2 separate regions of the Homo sapiens genome follow, and region 1 is linked to region 2. The links are chromatin contacts, found by Hi-C or POLR2A ChIA-PET in ENCODE. All regions are on one chromosome and are shown on one strand. The core of a region is the stretch at or near the end of the contact, and the rest is flanking DNA. Distances in the headings are between cores, read along the strand shown. Region 1 overlaps TRAF2 (TNF receptor associated factor 2). Region 2 holds the start of RNF208 (ring finger protein 208).

What was found. A loop is a pair of places that touch in the nucleus more often than their neighbours do. ChIA-PET counts read pairs that join two places held with the same protein, here RNA polymerase II (POLR2A). Pooled maps may share reads with other maps.
Region 1: a loop to region 2 is called in a pooled map, with 4 times the contacts of the local background. The contact joins the enhancer-like site here to the promoter of RNF208 in region 2. A Hi-C loop is called at or near these places in 4 of 50 pooled maps. POLR2A ChIA-PET finds 5 or more read pairs at or near these places in 2 of 52 experiments (HCT116 and PC-9).

The regions. Positions count from the first base shown.
Region 1 is chr9:136,898,290-136,905,398 of GRCh38, reverse strand. TRAF2 (TNF receptor associated factor 2) reads right to left here. Exons shown (of 11, transcript NM_021138.4): 2 at 6,471-6,686; 3 at 5,727-5,805; 4 at 4,879-4,977. The coding sequence starts at 6,658. Among named protein-coding and RNA genes, the nearest start is that of MIR4479, 15 kb to the right of the region's middle. RefSeq lists enhancers at 2,607-3,066, 3,297-3,616. Within about 2 kb of position 2,783, at least 35 of the 41 ENCODE cell types and tissues checked have a DNase peak (open chromatin) inside an H3K27ac peak, as active enhancers do; they include HCT116 and PC-9, where a contact is called at or near this core.
Region 2 is chr9:137,219,278-137,226,437 of GRCh38, reverse strand. It overlaps RNF208 (ring finger protein 208), which reads left to right and starts at 4,198. Exons shown (of 2, transcript NM_031297.7): 1 at 4,198-4,449; 2 at 4,700-6,179. The coding sequence starts at 5,226. The coding sequence ends at 6,011. NDOR1 (NADPH dependent diflavin oxidoreductase 1) reads right to left here. Exons shown (of 14, transcript NM_014434.4): 14 at 7,077-7,160. It overlaps CYSRT1 (cysteine rich tail 1), which reads right to left and starts at 1,264. Exons shown (of 2, transcript NM_199001.5): 1 at 1,205-1,264; 2 at 123-824. The coding sequence starts at 816. The coding sequence ends at 382. It overlaps LOC122513141 (ring finger protein-like), which reads right to left. Exons shown (of 1, transcript NM_001395982.1): 1 at 7,077-7,160. RefSeq lists silencers at 2,946-3,295, 3,606-3,655, 4,596-4,645 and an enhancer at 7,014-7,160.

The DNA of each region.
Region 1 (7,109 bases), core at 1,534-4,033, 320 kb after region 2:
ACTCCGGGGACTCTGTCAGTGAATTCACGCAGTCTTTATCTTCTTGTGCCTAGCTTAGCTCACTGAGCACAACACTAAGTTTTGAGACAGGAGAGACTAGAGCATATTCTGTACCGATGGGCACAACCCGGAGAGAGGAGGACAATGTGCTGAGAGGAAGGTTCCTGAGAGGCCAGGGCAGCAGAGGACCTGGCTGCGGGGCCCTTCATGGGGTGGGGAGTGGGGGTCAGCAGCTCCATAGAGAGCTGGCTACAGCTCAGGAGCCCCAAGTGACTCAGGAAAGGTTAATGCTACTTCCCCCAAGAGGGGAGACCCTGCTCTGGACAGCACAGGCACTTGGGCTGGCTTCCATTCAACCTCCCCAGGGAGTGTTCCTCCCAAACCTTCACACAGGCACAGCAACTACTCCTTAGAGGCGCCCCAGGGAACATGGGCCCAGCCCTCCAAGACCTCCAGCGGCACTGGCCCAAGCTAAGCCTGCTAAAGGAACCAACTCCCTGAACCCAACAGCGCCTTGCACTCTGCTACCCACTGACGGGACAGGACCCAGCCCTCGGCCACACTAGTGTGTAACAAGCCACCATCAAGCTGAATCAAAGAGGAGCCTCAGCAACTATTCTGGCTTATGAAACCTAAAAACGAAAGCACAAATAGTCAATGTTCTTAGATTTAATTAAAAGACTGTTCTTTAGGCCAGGCGCGGTGGCTAACGCCTTGTAATCCCAGCACTTTGGGAGGCCGAGGCGGGTGGATCACGAGCTCAGGAGATTGAGACCATCCTGGCTAACACAGTGAAACCCCGTCTCTACTAAAAATACAAAAAAAATTAGCCGAGAGTGGTGGTGAGCGCCTGTAGTCCTAGCTACTCGGGAGGCTGAGGCAGAAGAATGGCGTGAACGTGGGAGGTGGAGCTTGCAGTGAGCCGGGATCGTGCCACTGCACTCCAGCCTGGGCGACAGAGTGAGACTCCATCTCAAATAAATAAAAAAATAAAAATAAAAAAGACTGTTCTTTAAAACATAGTAAAATGGCCGGGCACAGTGGGTTCCCACCTGTAATCCCAGCACTTTAGGAGACCAAGGTGGGAGGATCACTTGAGCCCAGGAGTTTGAGGCTGCAGTGAGCTATGATCCCACCACTACACGCTAGCCTAGGCAACAGAGCGAGACTCTATTTCTAAAAATAATAGTAATAAAATGCTCATAGGTGAAATGATATGACATCTTCATTTGCTTTAAAATAAGCCAGAAAAGAAAAAAATGTGTGTGGGGGGTTGAAGGGCTGAAAGTAGGCTGGCGAAGGCTGGCAGGTGCTGCGGGGCAGCATGTAGGCCTGTGGGGCAGCGGCACACCTCTACTCTCAGCCTCACTGCTCAGATGCGCTGCATGCTCGAAATGTCAAAAATAAAATCTTTCTTGGCTGGGCGCGGTGGCTCACGCCTGTAATCCCAGCACTTTGGGAGGCCGAGGCAGGCGGATCACGAGGTCAGGAGATCGAGACCATCCTGGCTAACATGGTGAAACCCCATCTCTACTAAAAATACAAAAAAATTAGCCGGGAGTGGTGGGGGCGCCTGTAGTCCCAGCTACTCAGGAGGCTGAGGCAGGAAGAATGGTGTGAACCCGGGAGGCGGAGCTTGCAGTGAGCCGAGATCGCACCACTGCACTCCAGTCTGGGTGACAGAGTGAGACTCCATCGCAAAAAACAACAAACAAACAAACAAAAAAAACCTTTCTCTTGGCACTCGGTACTTGAAATCTCCAGTGGGACCAGGGTTGTCCTGCAGCAGATACATCTACACCAGCACCATCTGTCTCAGTCTTCTCCCCACCCACAGCAGACACAGTTTAAAAAAAAAAAAATCAATATTTATTCAGCCAGAATTCAAACTACACATTTGACGCAAATACAGTCGTCATCCCTCTGAATGTCACTAGAATGTCCATGAGGCCGAGCATACTTGGCTTTTCCTGGCCTTTCCGCTGCTCGTGCAGCCAGCCTATGTCCTCTCTGGAAAGTCTCCCCGCACCCCCGCATCCAGCTGCCAGAACGAGTAGCTCAGGGGCCCACTGGGGAATTCAGTTCTGCTATTGGCACTCAGCAAGCACTCCATCAACATTTACCTAAAGTTTTAAAATTATTCGATTTGGCCAGGTGCAGTGGCTTATGCCAGGAATCTCAGCACTTTGGGAGGCCAAGGTGGATGGATCACTTGAGGTAAGGAGTTCAAGACCAGCCTGGCCAACGTGGTAAAACCCCATCTCTACTAGAAATATAAAAAATTAGCCGGATGTGGTGGCAGGCGCCTGTAGGCTGAGGCAGAAGAATCACTTGAACCTGGGAGGTGGAGGCTGCAGTGAGCCGAGGTCACGCCACTGCACTCTAGCCTGGACAACAGAGCAAGACCGTCTCAAAAAAATAAAAATAAATAAATAAAATCATTCAGTTCCTAGAAAGGCATCATTGCAAAGGACAAACATTCAAAAGCTAAGCAGGATTTTCCCCTTTTCCAATAAAGTTCCGACCATCAAGGAGGAAAGGCAGCCTTAGCCTCCGTACTGTGTTTACAATAAGGCCCCAACTAGCAGCACACTCCGAGCACCCGGAGAGCAAAGAGAGGCGGCTCCGAGGGGCAGAGCGGCTCCCAACTGTATAGACGGGTTGATTTCCGTCCCCATGTGTGACATTTACAGCCAGTGAGAGGTTTTATCAACAAAATCAAAGGCCACAGCCAAGTTATTCCAGAGCAGTGCCCGCCCCTCCCACATGACCAAACCCGGCTCCTCTCAGGGACTTTCCAGAGCTCTCAAAGGTGCAGCCAGGGACTTTCCACCCTGCGTGCCTGCAGGACCGCGTGGCGCCCCAGGCCAGGGGCTGGCTATAGTCCTTGGCCCTCAGCCGGAGGCCCTCATAATTGTCAATGTGGCATCCCATGAGCCTGGAGGTGGCAGAGACCCCAGAGGACTCAGGGTCCAGTGCAGAGCTGGAAACTATTATCCCACCTGTCCCCCAGACACTCCTCAGTCCTCTCAAAGGGTGGCATGGCGCATAGCACCCCTACTCCCTGCAGCCAGCTGGTACCCCAACCCTCCCAGGGAGACCCTGACCCTGGGCCACCTCCCCAGGGAGCCATCTCCCTTGCAGACAGCACTGGGCAATGACCAAGCTGCATCTCTTTCAAGGAGCAGGGAGTGGGGGGTACAATGCCATGCGCCACAGCCGTTTGTGCGGCAGAGCCACACAGGAGCCTAGAAAGCTTTGCATCGCACGTCGTGGCTGAGGGCGGTCTGGCATCTCTGCCCACAGAGGTAGGAGTCTCACTCTAGGGCAGTGCCCTGGAGCTACCGCTCCGTGTCCAGGACGCAATCCCCGTGCTAGGGAGGAAAGCACATCTTGTTCACCCCAGACACAGCTGGGGCAGTTCTTCTGAAAAAACGAAACTTGGAGCCCAAAGACCACAAAGCAGAGTCTGTCAAAAGATCGTGGGAGGTGTGGCCAGGCTCACAGGGTGGGGAGTGGGCGAGGAGAAGAGGGAGGCGTGGCCAGGCTCACAGGGCGGGGAGCAGGAGAGGAGAAACACACAGTAATGCAGGTCCAATTCCAACCCAGCCGGTAACACCCCAGGGTCCGGCTGAGCAGGAGATCCCAGCTCTGGCCCGGGCAGGAAGCTCCCCTAAGTGCAGAAAGCCAGGATTCTGAGCAAACAGCCCTCACAGCCTCACCAACCTGGGGCTGGATTGGATGGCATCAAGGTACTGCCTCATTCCAATGTATGACTCGGTACTCACTGAACAATGACCCCTGTCTCCTCCATTCTACTTCCTGTACCCATGGATCTGATGACTCTAAGGGTGGCCCCTAAGTGGAATCACAGAGGATCTGTCCTTTGGTAACTGGCTCATGTCACTCAGCACACTGTCCTCAGAGTTCATCCCTGGGGTGTGTGTGTCCGAATCGCCTTCCTTTTTAAGGCTGAATCATATCCCACTGTGTGCACAGATCACACTTCCCGTGTTTATCCATTCATCCGCAGACACTGGGCTGCCTCTACCTTTGGGCTCTGTGGACAGTGTTACTCCAGGAATCCTGTACAAGGATCCCAGAGAGAAACCTCTTAAAGGGCATTCATTACAAGAAGGAAGACTGCATAACTTGGCGAGCTGTAGTGGCCTCGACGAGCTCTCTCGGCACCTCCTGGCCTCTACACTACAGGTGAAGTTTCCAAATGCCTAAAAGGTGACGTGAGAATCACACTGAAATCCCCAGTGCAGGAAGGCGTGCACGGCTCGCCCAGCACACAGGGACAAACCACAGCCAAGTGAAGTGCGGGCCACTGCCTATGTTGCTGTGACCACAGGACAAGTGTGTCCATTATTTCTGCAATTTCCAGTGTCAACACAATTCAAAATAAGCAATCCTTTGTGGATACAAGAGACACAACAAAAACCCCCACCAAACTTGAAAGCTGCAGGTCCTGGTGCACAGCGATCTCCCCTTCATTCCCAGGAAATGCTACTGCTCAGATAACCATGGCATTCCCAGGGCTCACACAGGCACCTCCAACCCTCACAGCCACCCCACGATGGTGGGATCCTGCACCCCCATCGACAGACAAGAAACCTGAGGCACAGAGAGGGTAAATACCTCGCCCGAGGTCACACAGCCCAAGCTCCATGGTGCAGGTCTGTGCTCTGCACTACTTGAGTTTCTAAATGGACATACTCTAAGGAGCAGCTCCGTCTCTTCCTCCACAGACATCAGACAGGCTTCAGCCCCAGTGAGAGGAACGTGCAGGACAAGGTCATAACTGCTTGGGGAGCGTGGACGACTCCCGACTGCTGGAGCTTCTGTCACCATGCCACACGCAGGCATCTTTACCTCGTATTCTTTCAGGGTCCCCTTCCAGGTGCATCCATCACTGGGACAGACGGCCGGCAGGCTCTCCACCTCCCTGCGGGCAGCATTATCTGGGAAGGCCTGGGGAGAGGAATATCCCTCGGGTTAAACCTCCTCCCAGACTCCCTGCAGCAACCAAGGAACACAGACCACACGTCCAAACCAACCAATACTGCGTCACATCGCCTTTCCAGGCCACTCCAGGAGCAGAGGATGACTCTCTGATTCCTTTTTATTTTTGGACTCACCTTGATGCCAAAGTTTCCAAACCCTAAACTTCAGGAGTCTGCTAAGGGACAACTTCTGGCGGCCCTTTATTCTTTTTTTTTTTTTAAAGGAGGGGTCTCACTTTGTAACCCAGGTTGGAGTGCAGTGGCATGCGATCTTGGCTCACTGCAACCTCCGCCTCCCAGCCTCAAGCAATCCTCCCACTTCAGCCTCCCAAGTGGCTGGGACTATAGGCGTGCGCCACCACACCCGGCTAATTTTTTGTATTTCTGGTAGAGATGGGGTTTCACCATGTGCGCCAGGCTGGTCTCGAACTCCTTACCTCAGGTGATCCACCCACTTTGGCCCTGCAAAGTGCTGGGATTACAGGTGTGAGACACTGAGCCCGGCCCCTGGTAAGTTTTTTGCTTTTTGTAGAGACAGGGTCTCACTATGTTGCCCAGGCTGGTCTCAAACTCCTGGACTCAAGCAATCCCCCTACCTGGGCCTCCCAAAGTGCTGGGATTACAGGTGTGAGCCACTGTGCCCAGCCCCACCCATGTTGTAAAGGAAATTAAGACATTTTCTGTTCAACATTTTTAGCTTCAAGACATTTTACTTACCGAACTGCTTTCTAAAATAGAAATGCCTTCTTCATATATGCCCTCGTGAACACAGGCAGCACAGTTCTGAGGCCCAGAGCTAGTGGGGAAAAAAGGCAAAAAACAACCCACTGTGAAACCTAATGCAAAAAACAAACACCATTTGCTTCAGTTCAAAAACCTACCTCCACACCACAGTTTAAACTTTCTCATCCTTAGTGAAACCAACAGCAGGCAAATGTTAACAGGACATGTTTTAAACCCCAGTATTCACAGCACACTGTTTTTATCACTCCGTTTGTGAGGAAGGCACGCCTGAACCGCCAAGGACATCTGCTGCAGTAACTCAGGTATTGCCGGCTCTCCCGACAGGCCGAGCTGCTGCCGATGTGCACAGGCCACACCTCTCAGACCACTCGCTGCAAGGAAGGCGGCTGTCTTAGCTGCCTAGAGCAGCCAAAAAGTGAGCAGTAGGTGGCACTTTAAACTTTCCAGTACTCACATTAAAAATAATAAAAAGATAAAATTAACTGTAATGACGTACTATATTTAACCCCATGTATCCAAAATCGTATTTCAAATTGCTATTTTAAAATTATTAATTTTACATTCTTTGTGGTAAACCTCCGAAATCCAGGGAGTATCGATAACTGGAGCACATCTAAGCTGGACCCGGCTCTGCTGGGAGCTACCAGGCTGGGCAGCGTGGCTCTAAAACCAGCCTAGCCTGCCTGCCCCTCCTCCCAGCCTGCAGGCCCCATGCACCTGAGGATGCTGGCCAGGCAGAAGGAGCAGTACCGGTGGCCACACTGCGCCTGGAAGGGCCTGCGGAGGACGTTTCTGCAGGCGGAGCACAGGTACTTGGCTTCCAGCTTGGTCCCCAGGAGGGTCTTGGAGAAGCCGGGCTGTAGCAACTCCAGGGAGCCAGGGGGGGTCACGCTAGCTGCAGCCATGAGAGCTGTGACCCCCGCGAACAAAGCCCTAAGGAAGAACACACAGCACGTTACACCTCAATTCCAGAACAGTCCTCGAGACAAAACCAAACCAATGGTGATCAGTAGCAGGCGATGGTGAGGGGCCGGGTCCCCACTGACCTGCGGTCAAGACTCAGAGAAGCAGAATCGCAGAGCTTCAGGGAGCCTTGGAGACCCTCTAGTCCCATCTCCCGCCGCTAGTATGGAAACTCAGGCTCAGTGAGGCTGGGGACCACACAGCTGGCATCCACACAACCAACCCACAGCTCCAAAGAGACACAGACGCACGGGCTTCCTGCCACGCACAACCCCCTCCCCAGCTAGGGGAACAGGCTGCCTTCCTGTTAACACTAATGGTCAGAGGTTCTCAAGGCTCTAGGCCCTTTGGTCTCCCCCATGGTTCCTGCAATAAGCATGTTTTAGAGTGGTG
Region 2 (7,160 bases), core at 2,949-5,448:
GCATCCCTGTCCTTGCAGTGTCCACAGTGACTGTGTGTGTGTGTTCTCGGGTCCACATAAAGGGGCAGATGCCCTGTGTCCAGCTACAACCCCCTCCCAAAGGAGCCTGCAGCAAAGAAGAATTGCTGGGAGGAAGATCACCCTGCTTTATTGCCTGGGCCTTAAGGTAATCAGGGGTGTCCCTCTCCAGCCAGGACCTGGGATTCCGTTTCAGGAGCTCGGGCTGAACGGCCACCTTCCTGGTGGGTCTGAGCCCCAGTGCCTGGTGTGAAGGGGCAGACGCCCATGACAACAGCCACCCCGCATGTCCCGGCATGTCCCGGCACTGTGTGAGCCACATTTGCTGAAGTCTGGGTCCTGGCCCTGGCAGGGTGGGCTGGGCTAGGAGATGACACAGCAGCAGCAGCTGTGGCAGCGGCAGAAGGGGGGGCAGTGGCAGCAGTGGCAGCAGGGGCAGCAGCAGCAGTGGTGGGCGATGTCATCCCCGCGCCCCGCGGGCGGAGGGCCAGCGTAGGTCAGTCCGGCCTGGCGCTGACTGCTGCTGTAGGGGTTGCCAGGCTGCTGCCAGGCCTGCTGGTTCTGGATGGGGGCAGCCCCCTGGTTACCCTTGGCGCCCTTGGGCCCTGGGACCTCGGTCGGCTGCAAGAGGTGGGTTGGCTCTGGGGCACAGGGCCCCACTGGCAGGGGCTGCATCTCCGAGGATGAGGAACAGGTGGAAGCCACCTCTAACTGCTGCCCCAGGTCAGGCCGCAGGTGAGCCCGGGGGATGCTGATGTGGGCATATGGGTTCTTGACGACCATCTCTTGGGGGTCCATGGTCCAGCCTGCAGGGGTGGGCAGAGAAGACAGACATGAACTCAGTGGAGTGGGATGGCTGCCCACGAGCCTGCGGCCCAGGAAAGCCCCCACCAGGAGCAGCGTGCCTCGTCCAAGCTCAGCATCCCCAAGGCATCAGTGCCGGGGTGCCATCACCTCCAAATGTGTGTGCAAGGCTAGTGTCATGGGTGTGAGCCAAGTGTGAGCAAGCAGCAAGGGCCGGTGTCTCCCAGCTGCCACCCCTGCCAGGGATCCTCCCCCTCCCCTGGTGGCATTGGTCCTGGGATGGAGCTGGGAATGGGGTCGGGGAGGCTGAGAGATGGGAGAGAAGGGGGCTGACCCTGCAGTGCCCCTGAGTTCAGGGCAGTCCCGGCGGCCAAGGGCTTACCTGTGGTGGCAACACGGCAGTCTGTCCTCTCGGTCTTCTGAGCTCTAGGTCCCAGTGCCTGAGTTGAGCGACTGGCAGCCGCCTTTTCCCTCCTTGGGAGGGGCGGGGCCATGGGGCGGGGCTCAGAGATGGGGTTCCCAAGATCCCAAGAGGCCCCAGCAACTGGAGCACGACAGCTGGCCCAGCCCTCGTCCTCAGGTGGGTGGCAGCCCAGGCCTGGGCTCTGAGGGGCACTGCCAAACCAGTGACTCAGCCCCTCACATCCGGGGCATGGCCTGGGCCCTAAAGGGCATCTGCAGCTTGCCTGAGAGGAGGGCAGGAGGTGAGCCTGAGGTCACGGCTCTGGAAAGGAAGTGGGGTGAGGCCCTCAGATTCCCGGGCCTGCAGTCCCCAGCCATTGCTCACACACCTCAAAGCCCCGGCGAGGCAGGGCTTCTAAGCCTCTGAGCCTCTTCTTAGCAGAGACCAAGATGCTTGAGAGCCATTGGCTCTTGGAGGCTTTCTGCTTCTTTTCTGAGATGGAGTCTTGCTCTGTTGCCCAGGCTGGAGTGCAGCTGCGCGATCTCGGCTCACTGCAACCTCTGCCTCCCGGGTTCAAGCGATTCTCCTGCTTCAGCCTCCCGAGTAGCTGGGATTACAGGCAACCACCACCACGCCTGGCTAATTTTTTGTATTTTTAGTAGAAACAGGGTTTCACCATGTTGGCCAGACTGGTCTCCAACTCCTGACCTCAGGTGATCCGCCTGCCTTGGCCTCCCAAAATGCTGGGATTACAGGCGTGAGCCACCGCGCCCGGCCGATTTTTGAGACAGGGTCTCACTCTGCCATCCAGGCTGGGGTGCAGTGGCATGATCTGGCTCACTGCGGCCTCAACCTCCTGGGCTCTAGTGATCCTCCCACCTCAGCCTCTTGAGTAGCTGGAAGGACTACAGGTGCACCACCACGCCGGCTAATTCTTTATAGAGATGTAGGTCTCACTATGTTGCCTAGGCTCATCTCAAACTCCTGGACTGAAGTGATCCGCCTGCCTCCACCTCCCAAAGTGCTGGATTCCAGGCGTGAGCCAGCGTGCCCAGTGGCTTTTCTGCTTTTTTCACTGATAAAAAATGTTTGATTTGCACGTTTTGTCACAGGTCTTATCTTACAATCAGTGACACGGGCTTTAGACACTACTGACATTTTTAGCTCATTTCTCAAACTGCAGTTACCCTCTGGCTGGCGGGCGTGGGGGCCACACGCGCCCCCCCAGCGTCCCCACCTTGGGCCCCCCGCCTCCAGCCGAACCCAGGCTCCATCTGCACCGGCGCAGGCAGGGGTGCAGCGGGCACTGGCGAGTGCCGCGGGGACGACCCACGGCAGTGGGGCCCTTGGGGCCCAGGGGAGCACCAGGAAGGGCGGGTTCCAGTCAGACGTGGCCTGTGTAGGGCCAGTCAGACCGGTCGGGACATGAGTTCAGGCAACCCGGCCCCGATTTGGGGAGAACTGGGTGCTCCTGGGGACCCAAAACTTGAGAGGCCGGCGACGGAAGTCCACTGCGCAGGCGCCGGAAGTCCCGCCCACCTCCCTGCCTGCCACTTGAGTGGCGCCTATGGCGCATGCGCAAACAAGGCAGGAACCGGCCGTGGAAATATTATTGCCCAGAAGCCCACGCGCTCCGGGGTTTCCCGAAAGACCCGGTTCGGATGTGACCAATACTCGGCTTGGGGTTCTCCAGCTCTGAATGGCGGGTCTGAAAAGGCCTGGCCTGGGGGGCGGGGCCTCGTGGCGGGGGCGGGATCTCATCCCCTACGGGGTGGGGTCTCGCTGAGGGGGCGGGGCCTGCGGCCTGGTGCTTCCTCGGGCGCACGCCGGGTCGGTGAGCAGAGTCTGCGGCGGAGCTGGGCTCCCGGCCCTCCCCAGGCCCAGGCTGCCTCAGTTGCCCCACCATCTTGCCAGGGCCCCGTAAGGACCCCTCCAGCAGCGCCCCTGTCACCCGCACACCTCTCCCTATTGCTCTTCTGAGTGACACTCGCCCGAGGCCCCACAGAGGGGCCAAGCCAGACCCTATGCGCAGGGCTGCTCCTCCAGCCTGTTTTGCCCACGCGAGCTCCCGCACCAGCGGCACCGTCCCCTCTGGGCTCAGCACTCTGCAGGCCCTGGGGCTCTGCCTAGAGCAGGTGCGGTCTGGCCAGTCCAGCGGAGAGAGGAGCTGAAGGAGGCCAGGATGTCCAGGGCCAGGTGCGGGGCCAGAGCTGGTCACAGCGTGGCAGCGGAGGCCCTCGAAGCCCTGGTCCCCTGCCTCACGGTGACCAGCAAGCCCGAGGGCTCCACAGGCAGAAGGCGGACCCAGGAGGGCAGGGAAGCCCCGGGTGAGGAAGCGGAGAGGCCCGGGCCTGCGCGCTGGAGTGCCAGGGGCCACCCTGTCCGGGCAGGTGCGGTCCTCAGGGCCGCCTCCACCCCGCACTGGGCTGCCAGCCTGTCCTTCGCGCACTCCCACCGGACCCGTCCGTCCACCGGCCTCGGCCTTCTGATCCGCTCCGCCCGCCCCGCTCTTGCCCCTTAGAGTCACAGCGATCTATCTGAGCTACGGCACCGGGCACAGGCGGAGCTGGAGGACTCGGGGCCTTCCCATGGGGCGGGGGGCCGGGGACGGGGGAAGGCACCGGTGGGCCCTGGAACCAGCTCCCCTGGGATCCTCCGCGCAGGTCCCCTCCCTCTCACTCCAGAGTCCTGAGGCCTCCTACTGTGAGGGAGGAGAACAGCCGGATTCTCCTCCTGAATCTGGGGGGGCGGGGGCTTGACCAGGACCCAGGATCAGCCTGGAGAGAACTGGGGGCGACGCGGGGGTCCTGCCCCCCACGCAGTCCGCGGGCGAGAGCGACGCCGGGAGCGGACCGAGGGGCGGCCGGGAGGCTGGCCCCGCCCCGCGGACCCCGCGCGGGTCCCCAGACGGGGGGTGGCGCTGCGGGCGCGGGCGGGCGCCGCGCGCACTGCGGTCCCCGCGCCTCCGCCGCAGAGCGCGCCACGCTCCGCACGCACCTGCCGCCGTCGCCGCCGTGCCGAAACCCGCGCCCCGCGCCCCACGCCCGCGCCCGCGCCCCTCGGTGCCGCCCGGGCCCCGCCATCGCCTGAGGTCGCTGCGGCCGCCGCCGGAGCCGCCGGAGCCCCCCGAGCTGCCGGGCCGAGGCGCGGGCGCCGCGTCCGGGCCTGCCTTTGAGACAACCTCTGCGGCGGCGGCGCGCGGCCGGGACGCCAGGCTGGGGCAGGTGAGCGCAGGGGGCGGGGGCCGGGGGCGGACTCAGCGCCCCTCCCCACGCGACGGGGGTCGGCCCTCGGGAAGGTGCGTCTGGCCTTGGAGGCGGGGACCGGGGAGGGGGTTGGGTTCTGAGGCCCGCGGAGGTCGGGATCCCACGGCTGAGGTCAGGGTCAGAGGTCGGGCGCCCGGTCCTTTGTGCAGGGCGAGGGCTAGGGTGGGGGTGGCCGGGGCACTGCCCTCATGCCGTCTCTCACCTGCAGCTCAGGCCTGGCCCAGGCCTCGCCTCTGCTCCTGCCGCGGAGCCTGCCGCCCCGGTCCTCCTGCAGCCAGCGCTTCGGCTAGCTGCCTTCCCTGGGCGCCCTGTCCTGGAGCCATGGGGCCCACCCAGCCCCTGCCTGCCCCGATGTCCCGGCCCGCGGCCTGCTGACCTCGGCTGCAGGGGGAGCCCCCCCCGCGCCCCCTCGCCAGCCTCAGCAGCCAGAGACCCTGGGTGAGACCCTGGGCCAGACCCCCAGCCCAGGGCAGCCTCCCACCCCTCCCTGCCCCCGCCTGCCTCCCCCTCCCCCACCCCTTCCTCCTCCTCCCAGGACTGGACCAGAGAAGCCACTGTGGCCACTGGGGGGGGCCCTGCACCCCCAACTCTCGCCGGCTGTCCCTAGGAGTCCACGGGCCGTCCGGGGCCCCCCCCAGGCCTGGCGGGACCAGGATGCTGCCCTGTCACCTGCCCCCCAGCCCCACACAACGCCCCCACCCACCCGAACATCCAGTCTGACTGGAGACAGCCGGATGCCCTCTGACCCCGGGCCCGAGGCGGGCAGTGGCTGGCCGGGCCTCCTCATGTCCTGCCTGAAGGGTCCCCATGTCATCCTCAAGATGGAGGCCATGAAGATTGTCCACCCTGAAAAGTTCCCTGAGCTACCGGCTGCCCCCTGCTTCCCGCCTGCTCCCCGGCCCACCCCAACTCTGGCACCCAAGCGTGCCTGGCCCTCAGACACAGAGATCATTGTCAACCAGGCCTGTGGGGGGGACATGCCTGCCTTGGAAGGGGCACCCCATACCCCGCCACTGCCACGGCGGCCCCGTAAGGGAAGCTCGGAGCTGGGCTTTCCCCGCGTGGCCCCAGAGGATGAGGTCATTGTGAATCAGTACGTGATTCGGCCTGGCCCCTCGGCCTCGGCGGCTTCTTCGGCGGCGGCAGGCGAGCCCCTGGAGTGCCCCACCTGTGGGCACTCCTACAATGTCACCCAGCGGAGGCCCCGCGTGCTGTCCTGCCTGCACTCTGTGTGTGAGCAGTGCCTGCAGATTCTCTACGAGTCCTGCCCCAAGTACAAGTTCATCTCCTGCCCCACCTGCCGCCGTGAGACTGTGCTCTTCACCGACTACGGCCTGGCCGCGCTGGCTGTCAACACGTCCATCCTGAGCCGCCTGCCGCCTGAGGCGCTGACGGCCCCATCCGGGGGTCAGTGGGGGGCTGAGCCCGAGGGCAGCTGCTACCAGACCTTCCGGCAGTACTGTGGGGCCGCGTGCACCTGCCACGTGCGGAACCCACTGTCCGCCTGCTCCATCATGTAGTAGCGCCTGCCTGCCCGCCACTGCCCGCTGAGCCTCGCTCGCTGCTTCTTCAGGGACCCGGCCCTGCCCTGCCGCCCGCTGACCCTTCCTTCCCCACCATGGCTTCCGGCCCCACCCCGAGTGGCATTGTCGCTGCAGCCAACTTTGCCATTAAAACTCTTTGCCAAAGTTTGCACCTGTTCCTGGACTGAAGCTTGCTCCTGTGGGCTGTGCTCAGGCCTGGGCCTAGGGTGGGCACCCAGGGCTGCAACCCAGAGAGGGCCCAGCTTGGAGCTGCCAGAGAGAGGCCCAGCGCTGCTCGGGTTGGGCCTGCCCTGCGCACTGGGGGCCAGGCTGGGCTGTGCATGCAGCTCAGGAGGGCCGGGTGGGCTGTGTCGGTGCAAACCCCCACACGTACAGAGTGGGCTGCTTGTGTGCGCCTGGCAGGACTACCTGGTGGGTGTGCAGAGACACCCCAGCTGGGCAGAGAGGACATTTTCAATGGTGTGGGGGTGCCTGTGTGGGGGACAACTCAGTTGATTTCCCTCCTGGTGCCCATCTGGACCTGAGCACCCACCTGGGTCTTCCAGGGTTGTGTGGGAGTAGCCTTTGGGCATGTGCAGGAGTTAGGGACAAAGACTGGCTGAAATGGTGGTAGGGGAATAAGGACCCAGCGCCTCCTGTCTGGCACCTGGACCACTTGGGTGGGAGGAAGAGCCCGCCCCAGGCTGGGTGCGGTGTCTCACGCCTGTAATCCCAGCACTTTGGGAGGCCAAGGCGGATGGATCACCTGAGGTCAGGAGTTCAAAACCAGGCTGGCCAACGTGGTGAAACCTCTTCTCTACTAAAAATACAAAAAAAATTATCCAGGTGTGGTGGTGCATGTCTGTAATCCCAGCTATTCAGGAGGGTGAGGCAAAAGAATTGCTTGAACTCGGGAGGTGGAGGTTGCAGTGAGCAGAGATCGTGCCACTGCACTCTAGCCTGAGTGACTAAGTGACGCTCTGTCTCAAAAAAAAAAAAAAAAAAAAAAAGCCCGCCCAGATGGTGAAGATGGGGTAACAAAGACAAGTAGTAACAATGGCATCCCCAGGAGCTGGTTTATTGAAAGCTGCTTCACGTTCCAGGATCAGTCCTCCATCTCTCGCTGGGCCACCTGATGTCTCCATC